Linked DNA regions of Homo sapiens: region 1 is linked to region 2. Evidence: chromatin loops called from intact Hi-C (ENCODE). Cell type or tissue: B cell. All regions are shown on one strand. Links, peaks and the distances in the headings refer to the core of each region. The heading gives the core; the rest is flanking DNA.

The links. A loop is a pair of places that touch in the nucleus more often than their neighbours do. Peaks named below come from ENCODE experiments on the same cell type or tissue, not always from the same donor. Only the 100,000 strongest peaks of a DNase experiment are listed, where the experiment ranks them.
Region 1: it touches region 2 in a loop (3-fold over the local background); 9 of 110 quality-filtered maps call a loop at or near these places.

What each region holds. Positions count from the first base shown.
Region 1 is chr15:59,351,133-59,358,591 of GRCh38, forward strand. The region is part of intron 1 of MYO1E (myosin IE); the gene reads right to left. Among named protein-coding and RNA genes, the nearest start is that of MYO1E, 18 kb to the right of the region's middle. RefSeq lists enhancers at 2,584-3,103, 3,104-3,624, 3,625-4,144. In B cell, for the core only: no CTCF peak of the experiment used is centred there; a DNase peak (open chromatin) is centred at 2,919; H3K4me3 peaks cover 1,774 bases; H3K27ac peaks cover 1,946 bases.
Region 2 is chr15:59,244,183-59,251,641 of GRCh38, forward strand. The region is part of intron 4 of MYO1E (myosin IE); the gene reads right to left. Among named protein-coding and RNA genes, the nearest start is that of LDHAL6B, 41 kb to the left of the region's middle. In B cell, for the core only: a CTCF peak has its summit at 3,367 (motif pointing right); a DNase peak (open chromatin) is centred at 3,389.

The DNA.
Region 1 (7,459 bases), core at 1,728-4,227, 110 kb after region 2:
TCGTGATCGGCCCACCTCGGCCTCCCAAAGTGCTGGGATTACAGGTGTGAGCCACCGCACCCGGCCTTACTTGGTTTTTTAAGGATTCAGATGAACAGGAAAAAAGGGAAGGGAAATCTAGTCACAGGAAATGGCCTGACCAAGGAGTGTATTCTAGGCAGACTATAAAACATAAACCTGAGAATAAGTTCATTCGTTCATTCAATCAATATTTAGTGAAAATCCACTGTGTACAAGCACTGTGCTAGGAGCTAATAGCAGGAACAAGGCATGTAGGCTGCCCTCACGGAATTTATTTGAGAAGGACTACTGGAAAATAGAGTTGGATAAATGCAACCAGTAATTGGTTTAATTTAGACCGTAATGCATTTTGGTCTTTAGACTGTTCCCAGTAGGAACTGAGAGTTTTTGAGGAAGAGTGACAGATGCAAAGCCGTGTTACTAGAAGATGATTGCGCTGATGCTATTTCTGTGAATTACCGGGGGATAAGAGTGAAGACCACTTAAGAAACGCTTATAATGTTCCCAGTGTAAGACAATGCACATCCAAACTAGGGTGGCCACTGTGAAAAGGAAGGGGGAGTCCTGTGAAGATATACTCACAGGACGTTGGAAATGGCAGGAGCAAGGCAGGGATGGGAACAACAGACAAAGACACTACTGTCTCCAGCATAGATGCCTGGGGGAATTCTAAAAGGAAAACCAGGTAGGAGTAAAAGGTAAGGTGCAGTTCTCCAGCGCCAGGACTGGAGTGTTCTGAAGGCTGGGCTCTTTTCAATGCCCTTCTCTATTTTCATGCTATTGATCGTCCCCATTCTGGATCTCTTTCTTCCTCTCTGGCCTGACAAAATCTGTTCTCACCCTCTTTAGGAGAAGGTTTGATAGACTAGTTCAGAGGGATCAGTAATGGGAGAAAGTATAGCATGGACAGCAGCCGTGGAAGAGGCACCCCGGGTTGATAGGTTTTCCAAGCATGCTGTCGGCAACAGCCTATTCTGTGCATCTCCTTAAGGATAGCTGGACTCCCTCCAGAATTGTCCAGGAGAAAAGTTTCCCTCGATTCCACTTGGAAGAATCGCTCTTTAATTTTTGGTTGAGCAGGATAATTAGAGATGATTGAGTCGCATATCTGAAAGCTTGGGATATTTGGCACGTCCCTAACCTTGGAAGATGATATCCTGGAGGGCGGCCATCACACTTCCTCTGGGGAAGTGTCCCTGTGCCGTAGTGCTTTGCAATCATCTAGAGACCTTGTTAAAACACAGATCTGCAATCAGGTGTGGGTGGGACCTGAAGTTCTGCATTTCTAATAATATCCCAGGGATGCCCACGCTATTAGTCCGTGGACCCACAACCTAAATACGCATGTGTCTAGAAGCAAACAGCTCCTCTTCTAAGCAGACCTTAGATTCAGATGACCAGGAGTTTAAATCCCCTCTCTGCCACTTTTCAGATGGGTAACCTTAAACACGGTACCTAACTCATTTTCCTCATCTGTAAACCAAGGAAAATACTAATATGTACTTTAAAGTAGATACAAATGCTGGATGATATAGAAGTGGTTTCTTAGTAATCGCTAGTTCCAATAGCAGATTCTCTTCTATTCAACAGTGTGTTAAACTGTTAAATTCACGGAAGCATACCCAGCCCCCCTCAAAGGCTCTAAGGTCTGCAGAAGGAATTACCAAGAAAGCAAAGCACAGAACTCCCTCAGAAACTGGAGGAGCCATTGAAAACTCTTTATCACCATGTAATCCTGTACAATCACAAGCACTTCCGAAAACAGCATTATCCTGTATTTGTCTGAGTGATTTATAACGTTAAGATCGACCACATGATTTCCTAGCTCTAAATTTCCCAAACTCCGGTTTGCAGGGAAAGGAAGCATTTCTTTTCTAAGGAAGTCAGCACACCTAGATCTAGCCAACGGCAGTTGATTTTTAAGTTTCTTCAACCTTCACATTTCCCTTTCTCAAAAGTTGGATCCCACCTGCATTAAAAACTACTGTCCTAGCACATTACAAAGTTATTCAATCTAAAATGTCTTGTTTATACTAAAATTATAAAAATGCATTTAAGCCAGGTGTAGTGGTGCGCGCCTGTAGTCCCAGCTACTTGGGAGGCTGAGGTAAGAGGATTGCTTGACCCCAGGAGTTTAAGGCTGCAGTGAGCTGTGATGGCACCACTGTACTCCAGCCTGGGTGACAGATAGAGACCCTGTCTCAAAAAAAAAAAAAAAAAGAAAAGAAAAGAAAAGAAAAGAAAAAAAAGAAAAAAAAATCCATTTACAACACGAACCAGAATAGTCTTATACTGGATTCTTTGTCAAAGGTGAAGAAACAGGCCAGGTGCGGTGGCTCACACCTGTAATCTCAGCACTTTGGGAGGCTGAGGCGGGTGGATTACCTGAGGTCAGGAGTTCAAGACCATCTGGCTAACATGGAGAAACCCCGTTTCTACTAAAAATACAAAAAAATAGCCGGGTGTGGTGGCGCACGCCTGTAATCCCAGCTACTCGGAAGGCTGAGGCAGAAGAATCACTTGAACCCAGGAGGTGGAGGATGCAGTGAGCTGAAATCATGCCATTGCACCCCAGCTTGAGCAACAAGAGCAAAACTCCGTCTCAAAAAAAAAAAAAAACAAAGAAAGAAAAAAACGCAAAGGTAAAGAAACCTCTACATTTTGAAAAGCAAACCACAGCTCTGTAAAAGCGAAATTTTTGTCCTGTTAAATATCACCATTCCCTTGTACACATTAATCTTTTAACTCCCAAAACCTAAAGCATGTGAACATAAATAGGCTCCAAAATAATCTAGAGTTTGTGTGTACAGATAGAAAAAATGTGCATATTTTATTTTTAAAATTACTCTCACTTTCTCTACCACACACTAAGAAAAACCCCCATTTGGAGAAAGCCACACCCTTCACTAACGGCTCGATCAACCTTTCAAAACAACATGAAGGGCAAACATTAAGAGCCATTCAAAACCAAGGGAAATGACAATACAGTTGAAAAAAGTTCTCTGAATGTAAATGAAGCTACTGGAATTTGTGGGGAGCAGAATAAACAAAACAATTAAGCCATTAGCCTGTCTCCTTTGAGACCGTCCTGGCCTTTGGAGGAGAGCAATACCAGATTCCTCTAGCACAGGTGGATGGCACGTTGGCTTAAGGAAAAACAAAGGCAGCAAATCCTCGTCTTTAAACCAGAACAGACACAACCTTGGTCAGGAAATTTCACATTCTGAAAGTCCGTATCACCTAACAAGGAAAACCTTCTTATCCTGGCCATGAATCTAGCAGTGATCTTTCATATCAGCAAAAGCAGCCTAACCACTCCCCCACAAACGTCAGAAAAGCCCTCGCTTGGGGTCACAGGCCTGGGTGTCCTCAGGTGGCAGAACTCGAACAGACTGCTGCCTCCATGCCAGGTGGGCACCTGGCATGTGAACCTAAATGTGATAATAAATATCAGGCTCCAAAATGGTGCCCAGGTGGGCACCATTGCAATGGCTCTTTGTTCGGAGTTGGGAGCTTTTGAACGGATAGTGGTGAATTTGGTTTCCATTTTGACCTGGAAAGAGTAGCTCCACCCCTTGTGGGGACAGGTCAGGACTGGTTGTGTGATCTCAGGTAATTATAATTACCTAGCCTCTCAATTGAAGGGGCGTTAGTAGGAAAGGAGTGAGAAACAGGTAGAAACCTTCCCAGCCTACCAGCTTCCCTCCACAGCTACCCCCTCCTGCAGGAGCCCCACCGAACCACTAATATCCTGTTCTGTGAAAAGAAAACTCAAAAGGAAGCCCTAGTGGTTTTATCTGAGGGGGCTACTTTTATCTTTGAAAACTATTTCCAGTTTACAATTAGTTGTCTCCTTTAATCCGCTGGCTCTCATCAATCACTCATTCACTGGCGGCTGCCTTGCTGCCACCAAGTTGAATTGGAGGGTTTTCAGTCCTCTGGGCACTTTTGGTCTAGTGGGGAACAGTTGTTCAATTCAGCAAAGTTGCCAATTCTACCCCATGCCAGAAATACAAACACAAACCATGAGCATGACAGTGTCCCTCTCCGTCGTGACTTTCCAACCAAGGAGGATGGAATAATAAATATTAAAAATATCACTCAAAAACTTCCAATTGGCAGGAGGGCCCCAATTTACCTTGCCTGTCTCAACTCCTCCATTCCTTGTCTACAAGCCACTGGCAATTCCTCCTTCCAAATGTTCTAACTGGTGGTGATCTACATATCTTTCCAGATACTACAGGTTACCTACTCCTGCCACTCACGTGGGAGGCTATTTCTTTTACCCTTCTGTAGAGCTTAGGATACTTCACCCAGCCACCTGGAGCTGGAAATGGACTCTAAAAAGCTCAAAAAGTGCAAATCTGCCAATTTTTCACTTGAGTTCCAGAACAAAGATTTTATGCGCACAGTTTGACCCTGCCAGTCTTAGTTTCACTAAGCATTTTAAACATCCAAATTCAACCTGTCCTTCAAAACCACATGCAATTTTAAAAAGCAAATTGTCTAATGCGCAATCCCATGGCAATTCTTTCGATTCCTTTTTCCATCTCTTGTATTTGCCTATTTCTTTTTTTTTTGAGACAGGCTCTGACTCTGTCACCCAGGCTGGAGTACAGTGGCATGATCAGGGCTCACGGCAGCCTCAACCTGCCAGGATCAAGCAATCTTCCCACCTCAGCCTCCCAAGTAGCTGGAACTACAGGCACACACCACGATGTCTGGCTAATTTTCGTTTATTTTTTTGTAGAGACGGGGTCTCACAATGTTGCCCAGGCTGGTTTCGAATGCCTGGGCTCAAGCAATCCACCTGCCTAGGCCTCCCAAAGTGCTGGGATTATAAGTGTGAGCCACCACGCTCAGCATATTTGCCTATTTCTTAGGCATCTACACTTGTGAAAATCACTGGCAACATATACAACAGATTCTGTTTTCTAGGAGAACTACCTTTTGTTAAACAGTTGCACGGGGAAGGCGTTTGCCCCATTTTCAACATTATAGCTGCTGCTGAGTGAAGAAAGGCATCATGACTGCAGATTGCTTTCTACTGCCTTCCAGGGACAAGCCACCTGGCTTTCAGGTGCCCTTTTAAGTGTCTTTTTATCACCTGTCTCCTCTCTGTCCTCACCATTCCATCTTTCCGAAGGGCAAGCACAACGGAGTGGGGAGTGACACACATCAGACAAGGTTCCAACGAAAATGAAAGGCTTGCGACATTCAAATCACAGGGTGCTTTCACCTATTCATTCACTCCTGTTCATTCTATCAGCTGAGTACCCACGAGCAGCAGTTTTTTGGAGTAGATTTTAAGAATGCTCCACCTTGTAGGCAGTTCTGCATCCTACTTTTGTCCCTCAAGGAAAAGACCTGGGGGTAGTTTTAAAGATTGTATACTGATGCATAACAAAAAGAAATACAAACATTTTTCCCATTAAGTTTTTTGGGGTTTTTTGTTGTTGTTTTTCCTGAAACAGGGTCTCTCTCTGCAATCTCGGCTCACTGCACCCTCTGCCTCCCGGGCTCCAGCAATCCTCCCACATAAGCCTCCCAAGTAGCTGGGACTACAAGTGTGTAACACCACAACCGGCTATTTTCTGTATTGGCAGGTCTTTGCCATGTTGCCCAGACTGGTCCTGAACTCCTAAGCTCAAGGGATCTGCCTCCCTTGGCCTCTTAAAGTGCTGGGATTACAGGCGTTGCACCACTGTGCCCTGCCTCCTGTTAAGTTTTTTTTTTTGTTTGTTTGTTTGTTTTTGGTTTTTTTTTTTTGAGATGGAGTTTCACTCTTGCTGCCTAGGCTGGAGTGCAATGGCACGATCTCGGCTCACTGCAACCTCCACCTCCCGGGTTCAAGCAATTCTCCTGCCTCAGCCTCTCAAGTAGCTGGGATTACAGGCGCCCACCACCACACCCAGCTAATTCTTGTATTTTCAGTAGAGATGAGGTTTCGCCCTGTTGACCAGGCTGGTCTTGAACTCCTGACCTCAGGTGATCCACCCACCTCAGCCTCTCAAAGTGCTGGGATTACAGGTGTGAGCCACCGTGCCTGGTCCTCTCATTAAGTTTTAAAATAGTATCATATACTCAAGTATTGGAAGTCAAGAAACAACGAGGGGAGGTGGGAATGGGGAGAGGAGAGGCTGGGATACAAAGCTGAACGAGAAAGGATTCTACCTGAAAAGTAACTGATCAGAAGGAAAGACAAAATGCACATTAGCAATTATAAGATCTTTATAGATAAAGTGCTCATGAGATTTTGAAGAAGGAGATAACTTTTTTTTTTTTTTTTTGAGACGAGTCTCACTCTGTCGCCCAGGCTGGAGAGCAGTGGTGCAATCTTGGCTCACTGCAACCTCCGCCTCCCGGGTTCAAGCAGTTCTCTTGTCTCAGCCTCCCGAGTAGCTAGGATTACAGGTGCCTACCACCACGCCTGGCTATTTTTGTTGTTGTTGTTGTTGTTGTTGTTTTGTATTTTTAGTAGAGACAGGGTTTCACCATGTTGGCCAGGATGGTCTGAAACTCCTGACCTCAGGTGATCCACCTACCTTGGCCTCCCAAAGTGCTGGGATTACAGGCGTGAGCCACCATACCTTGCCAAGGAGGTAATTTTCAATGATGAGGCTCAAGAAGGCAGAGTTAAGGCTGGTTTAAAAGAAGAATTAGACTGACGGGATGGAGAGGGGGAGGAATTGATTCCAGCCAGACACAAGCTGAAGATGGAGAACATCTAAGCCTGAAAGGGAAACACCAAGTGGATGAATTTGGTCAGCTGATATAGGTGAGTGTAGCCACACTGCAGAGGTGGAATCACAGGACTTGGCAAGTGGTAGAATGTCACAATTCACTACATCTTAATTGGAGCATATAAAATTCACTTTTGTCAACTGACACTTAAATACAACTGCTGCAAAAAACTGAAGACTCTTGACTCATAGCCCCAAACAAAGAGGATGATGTCTCCTTGTCTCCATAGAGCAGACAATGCTTGCCACATTGTCCTCCATGCTTGCTTGGAGAGTTGCTAAGCAGGGCTGGACCAAGGAGTATCAAGAGAGCCTTAGGGAAGAGGAGGAGGAGGACAAAAAGGAGAAAGAGGAAGAGGAGGATGAGGAGGAAGAGGAGGATGAGGAGGAGGAGAGAGCTCCCTTTGGTTTACTGGCCTTACTTATGTTTCCTCACTTCTCAGCAGGTGCAAACTATGTCTCCTGCCTTCTCCAGCTCTCCTCATCCTTTCCAAGTCCAGATGAATGCTTCAAGGAGAGGATGGACAAGAGGCCTTGTGGGGAAAGAAAAGGACACTAGTTGGAAGATGGGTTTGGGGTGTGAGGGTGTGTGAGAGAAAGAGCTAGAAGGAAAAGGCCATCCCAGTTTTTCTACACCCCAAGCCCTAGTTCTAGATCATAGAAACAAAGCACAGAAATCTGCTCCAGAGTCCAGA
Region 2 (7,459 bases), core at 2,137-4,636:
ATTGGTGTTGTCAAGCAAACAAAATTTTCACCTACTCTGCCAAGAATATGGATGGCCCCATGGCAATGCTCATCTTGGCCCAGCCTGATGCAGTCAGAGGAACCCAATGTTGAGTATGAAGACCAAGTTTGAGTCCCAGCCCAGCTACTTCCCAGCTCTGAAATTCCTTTGAATGTTACTAGCAGATCTTTTACATTACTCTTTAAGAGTTAAAAAATGTTTTCCATGTATATTTCCTCATTACACTTTCTTTATATTCCTTTAAGGTATAAATTCCCAATTTATAGATGAAGTAACTGAGGCTTGCAGGGGTCACACGCCTTAGACAGAGAGAATAGAGTCTACCCTATGACTCACCCCAGAGGTCTTTCCACTGCACCTCATGACTGAAAGTGGTAATGGATTATTAACCAGTTAACCTAACACCTGCTGGCTCAAAGCAGCAGAGAAAAGTATAAAGACTGCTGTATCGGAGGCGGGCAGCTCTGGCTGGGAGCACAACTTTGTCACATTTCAAATGCAAGATTTTAACAGTTTCATTACCTCTTTGAGACTCAGTTTCTTGATCTGCAAAAGTAGGGGACAGCAATACCTAGTTTGCTAGGCTGACGTAAAGATGAAAAATGATACAATTAAAAGGATGCAAAGCAAGTACTCGAAAAAGAGTTGCTGTTATGTTTATGGGTAATATATTAATTAGGCAGCCCTCCTGAATAGCACTCCTTGGCTGATGATAAAGGAATTTTAGCAACCAGACTAGAATGTAAGATTTGCAGAAAGCTTGGGGAACAGGGTCAATCTAGGCCCTTGCTCTTCAGATTTACAGCCAGCGGCAGCCCCATGCAACCCCGTCATAGTCAGAGGTATGGGCTGACAGGGCCTCCCAAAGCCAGGCCAGGGGGATGGCGAGGTCAAAGGCCGGTGCTGCTGGGATAAACAAGAAATTGGGTGGACCCACAGCAACTCAGGAGAGCCCTGAAAAGCGTCCCCATGCTAATAATAAAAGGTTCCTGAAATACATCAAAGGCAGGAAGATAGCTTGAGAATCCGGAGACACCTGATGGTGCCACAGCAAAGAGCACGAGAGACCCACGAGCCAAATATGAGCGGCACTGGGAATTTTTCCCTTTTATCTTTACTACTGCAAAAATTACATATTTCAAATCTAAAATATATGTTGAAGCACACGGGTCAGAAATCTTAGCTCCAGTGATGACTACTATCTCCTTTTCCTCTATGAAAACTCTCTTACTCAATCAGTCAGCAAATCCCACTGATGTACCTTCAAAATATCTCTCGCCTCTATTTATTATTTAAAAAAGTATTTATTTAGCTTCTATGCAGGATGCACCTGACAAAGACTTTGCAAACTGGTATTGGATATATTTAGGACAGATGGTCTACTCACCAGAAAACAACTGCGTCAGGATACTTCAAATAAAAAAAGTAGAAACAGCACCAAATGGGATGCTTTCCAATTGACATCATATTTTTTAAACAGCCTAAGGTGCAAGAGCTGATTTAGGCCAAAAGTGATAAGAATTCACTTTTGATGGCAGCAATAAAACTGCCACATAAATGTTCTCCAAGGCCCGATGATTCTCCATGGGTCAGTTGGCAAGGGCTTCAGAAATGCCTCTGGCCACATTGTCAAGATCTTGTCTGGTGATGGAGAGATGGTAGAGATCATGAACAAAGCTTGCCAGTTCTTCCTTTACCACATCATGACCTTTTTGTTAAACAGATTTGCAGAGATGTCTCTTGACATCCAAAGGTATCACATATGTGGTTTTAATGCACAAATCCAAATTCTGGATTTTGGAGAACAGATTAATGAGCTAAGCAGATATGGGTGGCTCATTTACTGGGCTCACAGGTACCTACCAAGCCTTCAGGTGCTCATTATCATTCTTTTTTTAAATTTTTTAAATTTTTAATCTTTTTTTATTTTTTGAGATAGAGTCTTGCTCTGTCATCCAGGCTGGAGTGCAGTGGTGCCATCTTGGCTCACTGCAACCTCTGCCTCCTGGGTTCAAGTGATTCTCCTGCCTCAGCTTTCCAAGTAGCTGGGATTACAGGTGCCTGCCACCACACCCAGCTAATTTTTATATTTTTAGTAGAGATGGGGTTTCACCATGTTGGCCAGGCTGGTCTCGAACTCCTGACCTCAGGTGATCTGCCCACCTGCTGGGATTACAGGCGTGAGCCACCATGCCCAGCTTCACTATCATTCTTAATGATGCTAATGTAGCTATTGCTGTTGCATTTTTCTGTTGGCACTGCCCAGAGTCTACCTTCACACTTGCCCATTCCTTTATTTCTTTACAGGCTTACTGAAAGTCATACGTCGGCTTCCTCCTCGCCTTTCTAACTCAGGTCAGGCCCTCACTGCTGCAATAGATTTCCATATTCCCTCAACATCCCATCTCTTTTCTACCAATAACCTTATCTTTTTGAACCAGGTGTCAGTGCTATCATGTCTCTGCTCAGAGGCCTGCTATAATATAGAAATAGGCCATAGAGAACCATGAAAAGAAGGGGAAGACTGAGCTCTGGCCCCCAGACAAATCCACTGGATAACAAGTCAGGTAAAATACAGAAACTGCCCAGGTATGGCCATTTGGTGTATAAATGCATCTTCACCTCTTGGTAAGAAATCAAAGCTAATGTGTCAATAAGGTCATGTTCTTCTGTTAACTAAGTCTGTGCGTCATTTATCCTCCGTTGATGACAAGCCCAATCATCATCCTCCTGGGTATGCAGAGAGCATCACGGCCAACAATGACAAAGGGTTAGTTTTAAAAAGCACCTGAGTCCAGCCTGGGCAACATAAGAAGACCCTGTCGCTACAAAAAATTTAAAAATTAGCCAGGCATGATGGTGCGCATCTGTGGTCCCAGCTACTCGCGAGGCTGAGGTGGGAGGATCGCTTGAGCCTGAGAGGCGGAGGTTGCAGTGTGTTGAAATTGTGCCACTGCACTCCAGCCTAGGTGACAGAGCGAGACTCTTTTTCAAAAACTAAAATAAAAAAGCACCTGTATTTGTGGGGACAGAGTGAGAGACTTTAATCCTAGGAGCTCAAGTCCAGGGGTAACTAACCTGGCGAACCTGTCCTGACCTCTGTCCTATGGTATATGGTAGCTATTACATCTCCATTAAAATATGGGAAATTTGAGACCTAGAGAGACATCACTGCTAATAGGTATAAAGAAAGTGCATAAGGTTTGAAGTCAGACAGGGCTAAATTCAAATAGAGGCTCTGCCATCTACTAGTTTTGGATCTTGGAATTCTCTTAAGCCTCATTTTTTAGATGCAGCTTCAAAAAACAATGCCAACAGAGTGGTAAGGATTAAGAGACAACCTATACGAAAGCAACCAGCAGAGGGCAGGCACTCAGGAAGTCTATCTTGCGGGGTCTGATGGTGCTAACAGCAAGAGGTGACCTGAAATCAGGATTTCAAGAGCCTTAGCCCTGGCTTTTAAGCAGAGTGAGCTGGGGGAGCTTGAAAAAAGGTATTAATGCTCCAAGGCCACCACAAATCAGTTGAAACAGAATCTCTGGAGGTGGAGCCTACATATCTGTAGAGCCACTGAACTAGTAAGGCAATTCAGGAATCAGAAATACTTATCCCTAGAAAGTTAAATTGGTGAACCTAGGCCAGCCATGGCAGCTCACGCCTATAATCAGAGCACTTTGGGAGGCTGAGGCAGGCAGATCACTTGAGGTCAGGGGTTCAAGACCAGCCTGGCCAACAGGGCGAAACCCCTTCTATACTAAAAAATACAAACAAAAAATTAGCCAGGTGTCATGGCACACCCCTGTAATCCCAGCTACTCAGAAGGCTGAGGCAAGAGAATCACTTGAACCCAGGAAGCACAGGTTGTGGTGAGCCAAGAGTGTGCCACTGCACTCCAGCTTGGGTGACAGAATGAGACTCCGTCTCAAAAAAAAAAAAAAAAAAAAAAAAAAAGATAAATTAGTGAACACAAGGCATGGTAGATAAAATTAGCATCTATAGGCCGGGTGCGGTGGCTCATAACTGTAATCCTAGCATTTTGGGCGGCCAAGGCAGGTGGATCACTTGAGGTCTGGAGCTCATAACCAGCCTGGCCAACATGGTGAAACCCTGTCTCTACTAAAAATACAAAAAAATTAGCCAGGCAAGGTGGTGGGCGCCTGTAGTCCCAGCTACTTGGGATGCTGAGGCAGGAGAATCGCTTGAACCCGGGGGGATGGAGGTTGCAGTGAGCCGAGATCACACCACTGAACTCCAGCCTGAACGACAGGGTGAGACTCCATCTCAAAAAAAAAAAAAAAAAAAAAAAAGTTAGCATCCATAGAAGCCACTCTTCCTGATTTGTCTGCCAGTGGGCTGAGGAGGAAGGCATAGGAAATATCCAAGGTCAACCCCAGGTGTTTATTCCTTACTAGAAGTTGGCCTAATAGACATCAGGGCTTGGCAGGAGAGAGTGTAGGTTAATGAAAGGGGGTTGACTTACAGCAGAGTCAGGACAGGAAAGTAAACAGCAGAGATGGGGGGTTTTCTCCAAGTAAAAAGACTGTTCTGCAGACTAGAGCAACACCCTTAGTTCATGTGTTCACATCTTCAGATAGAGGTGACTGCTGTGAGCTGATTTAGCAAATACGATCATCCCTTCGCTCAGAATTCACCCCTCTATCCAGCGTTCTCGTGGTAATCTAGCTCCCTTCGTGGACTGTGTTCCAGGGCACATAATCGGCTGTCCACAGGCAGAATTCTGCCTATGCAATAATGAATTGGGGTCTGATTCACACTTCCTTGTGAGTTTGCTTGGCAAGTCAGTCTACCCAAGGCTGCTCAACTCCAGCTGTTTTGACAAATCAAGTTTGTAGATGGACCTAGGCTTCCATGGAGCCCTGTGCTTGAGAAAGCAGCACGTCTCCTTCCTTGATTTATTTCTTTCAAAATCCACTTTGTGGCCAGGCGCGGTGGCTCACGCCTGTAATCCCAGCACTTTGGGAGGCTGAGGCGGGTGGATCACGAGATCAAGAGATCAAGACCACCCTGGCCAACATGGTGAAACCCAGTCTCTACTAAAAATACAAAAAAAATTAGCTGGGTGTGGTGGCAGGTGCCTGTAGTCCCAGCTACTCAGAAGGCTGAGGCAAGAAAATCACTTGTACCTGGGAGGCAGAGGTTGCAGTGAGCTGAGATCACGCCATTGCACTCCAGCCTGGTGACAGAGCAAGACTCTGTCTCAAAAAAAAAAAAAAAATCCGATTTGTTACACTCATTTCTAGTCTTGAAATGGTCAGGTGCCTGTCCATCCTGTCACCGTATCCACTGCGTTGGAAAATATGAGTAAGACTGACAGGAAACTAGAAACGCCGCCTTTATGGGCTGCATTATGCCATCTAAAGTGTCATTTAGACAAAGTCACACCAGGGAAACTGGGAGGTGGAAGTCTAAAACACCACCATAGAAATTAGGTCATCGCTCACTTTTTATTTCCTAATTAAATGACACTAAAGATTCCTAGTCTTTCCAGCCATGCCAGAATCCCTTAGCATGAGGAGCAGGCTTCTCTTCCAGCCTCCAAGAAAATGGTTTTTTCGTTTGTTTTCTGCTCACAAACACATTTTAAAAGGCACCATTCAACTCGGCCCCTAACAGATGGAGCACCTGCCCCATCCAGTGTCAGGGGCTACAAACTTGGCCTTTCCACCCAGAACAGGATTTCCCTGCCTTTCCTCCTCTCCAACATTATTTGGAAGGAAGAGTTCCAAAACCAGTTCCTTCACAGGTGAAAAAGCCAAGGCCCAGACAGGTGTGAGGCGTGCTGCCCAGGGTCAGGTGAGCATGAACCACGGCATGCCAGAGGTTTCCAATTTGCTTTCTCAAAGCAGACAAACCACAGCCCTGGTGCAGAAGAGAATTAACTCAAGGGCTCAGGCTTTTGCCCTCGGTGACTGGGCGGTGATGTCTATGCCCCTGGAATGTCCTACCTAAGAGGAGTGCTTTTCCTTTCTTGGGGGCTTTGACCATAGGAGAGTCTGACGATATGATTTATGTCGGGGGCTTTGGGACATACCATCGCAATTCTGACCTCCAACTGGAAACTAAAGGCATTTGCACAAGCCTTCGAGAGCAGCTGGAAACTGAAGGTGGGCCAGGCAGGCGGTGCGTGATCGAGGCCAAACATCAGAGGCTCAGGTGATGTTTTCTGGTCGGCAATACTGTGAGTATTGTCACACCTCATACCGGTAGGAGGTAGCGCTGTCCATGACTCCACAGGGAGAGGAAAACCAGAAACTCCACCTCGGGACCCTCCCAGACCTCGCCCTCAACCTCTTTTGTTTGGCTTTAATTTGTATCCTCCTTTTGCCAGAACGAAACTGTAATCCTAAGTGTAGGGCTTTTCTGAGTTTTGTGAGTTGTTCTAGTGAACTACTGAACCTGGCGGGGGCGGGGGGTAGTGGGAACCCCTGAATTGATGAGGGTGGCCTGGGGAGCCCTGAACATGCAGCTGATGTCTGCAGGGTGGGCAGTCTACCGAGGAGGCCTGTGTCCTTAACCTGGAGTTTGGCCCAACTCCAGGTAGCTCCTAAATTAAAGCACATCTCCTAAATGAAAACACAGCCACTGCAACAGAAATCCTTGGGAGCAGGTCCTTGAAATCTCTGCCACCTGAACAGCTGGAAACAAGGATCTGAAGTGGGCATCATCCCGCTTCAGTGCAGGTGGACCTTGCAGTGCAGGTGGAGGGAGACACGTGGGCTGCAGAAGACTGAGGGGGCCTCCAGACTAGCAAGCTCATGTAAGAAGACCATTCCCATCCCACTCGTTTTGGCACACACCCAGAAGAGGGAAAATGTGAGGAAAGAGAAAGGGCAGAGGACTCTATCAGAAAACTCATCCTGGACCCTCATTAAATTCCAGCTAGGAAAATACCTCCTGCCTCTCTAGTAGTCGGTGACCTCCGCTTAGTATCAAACAGAAGCATTTCCTATTAAGCAACCAAATTCAACATGACCCAGGTGTTCCTCCTCATAAAATTTAACTTGCACCTGCATCTGATCAAGTCATTAGATATAACCTTAAACTTGTAGAAAATCCAACTGAAGGAATAAGTATAGTGAGACCAGGAAGAAGCAATTAGACAAATGTAAATGATGTCTGTAGGAAAACTAGTTTTGGTCTCTTCAAAAAGTCAGTGTCATGAAAAAAAACAGCAGTAATAGGGCAATTGTGGTAGGATAAAAATAAATTTATGATTCATAACCAAATGCAGTCAGCGTTACTTGATTTGCATAAACCAGCAGAAAAGGACGTTTGCGACTATTAGAGAAGTTTGAAGTTTTTAGATGATGTTGAAAATGTACTATTAATTACTGAGTTATGATAATGGTCTTCGGATCAGTAAGAAAATGTTTCAATTTCTCAGAGATGCATGTGGAAATATTTAGGGGTAAAATGT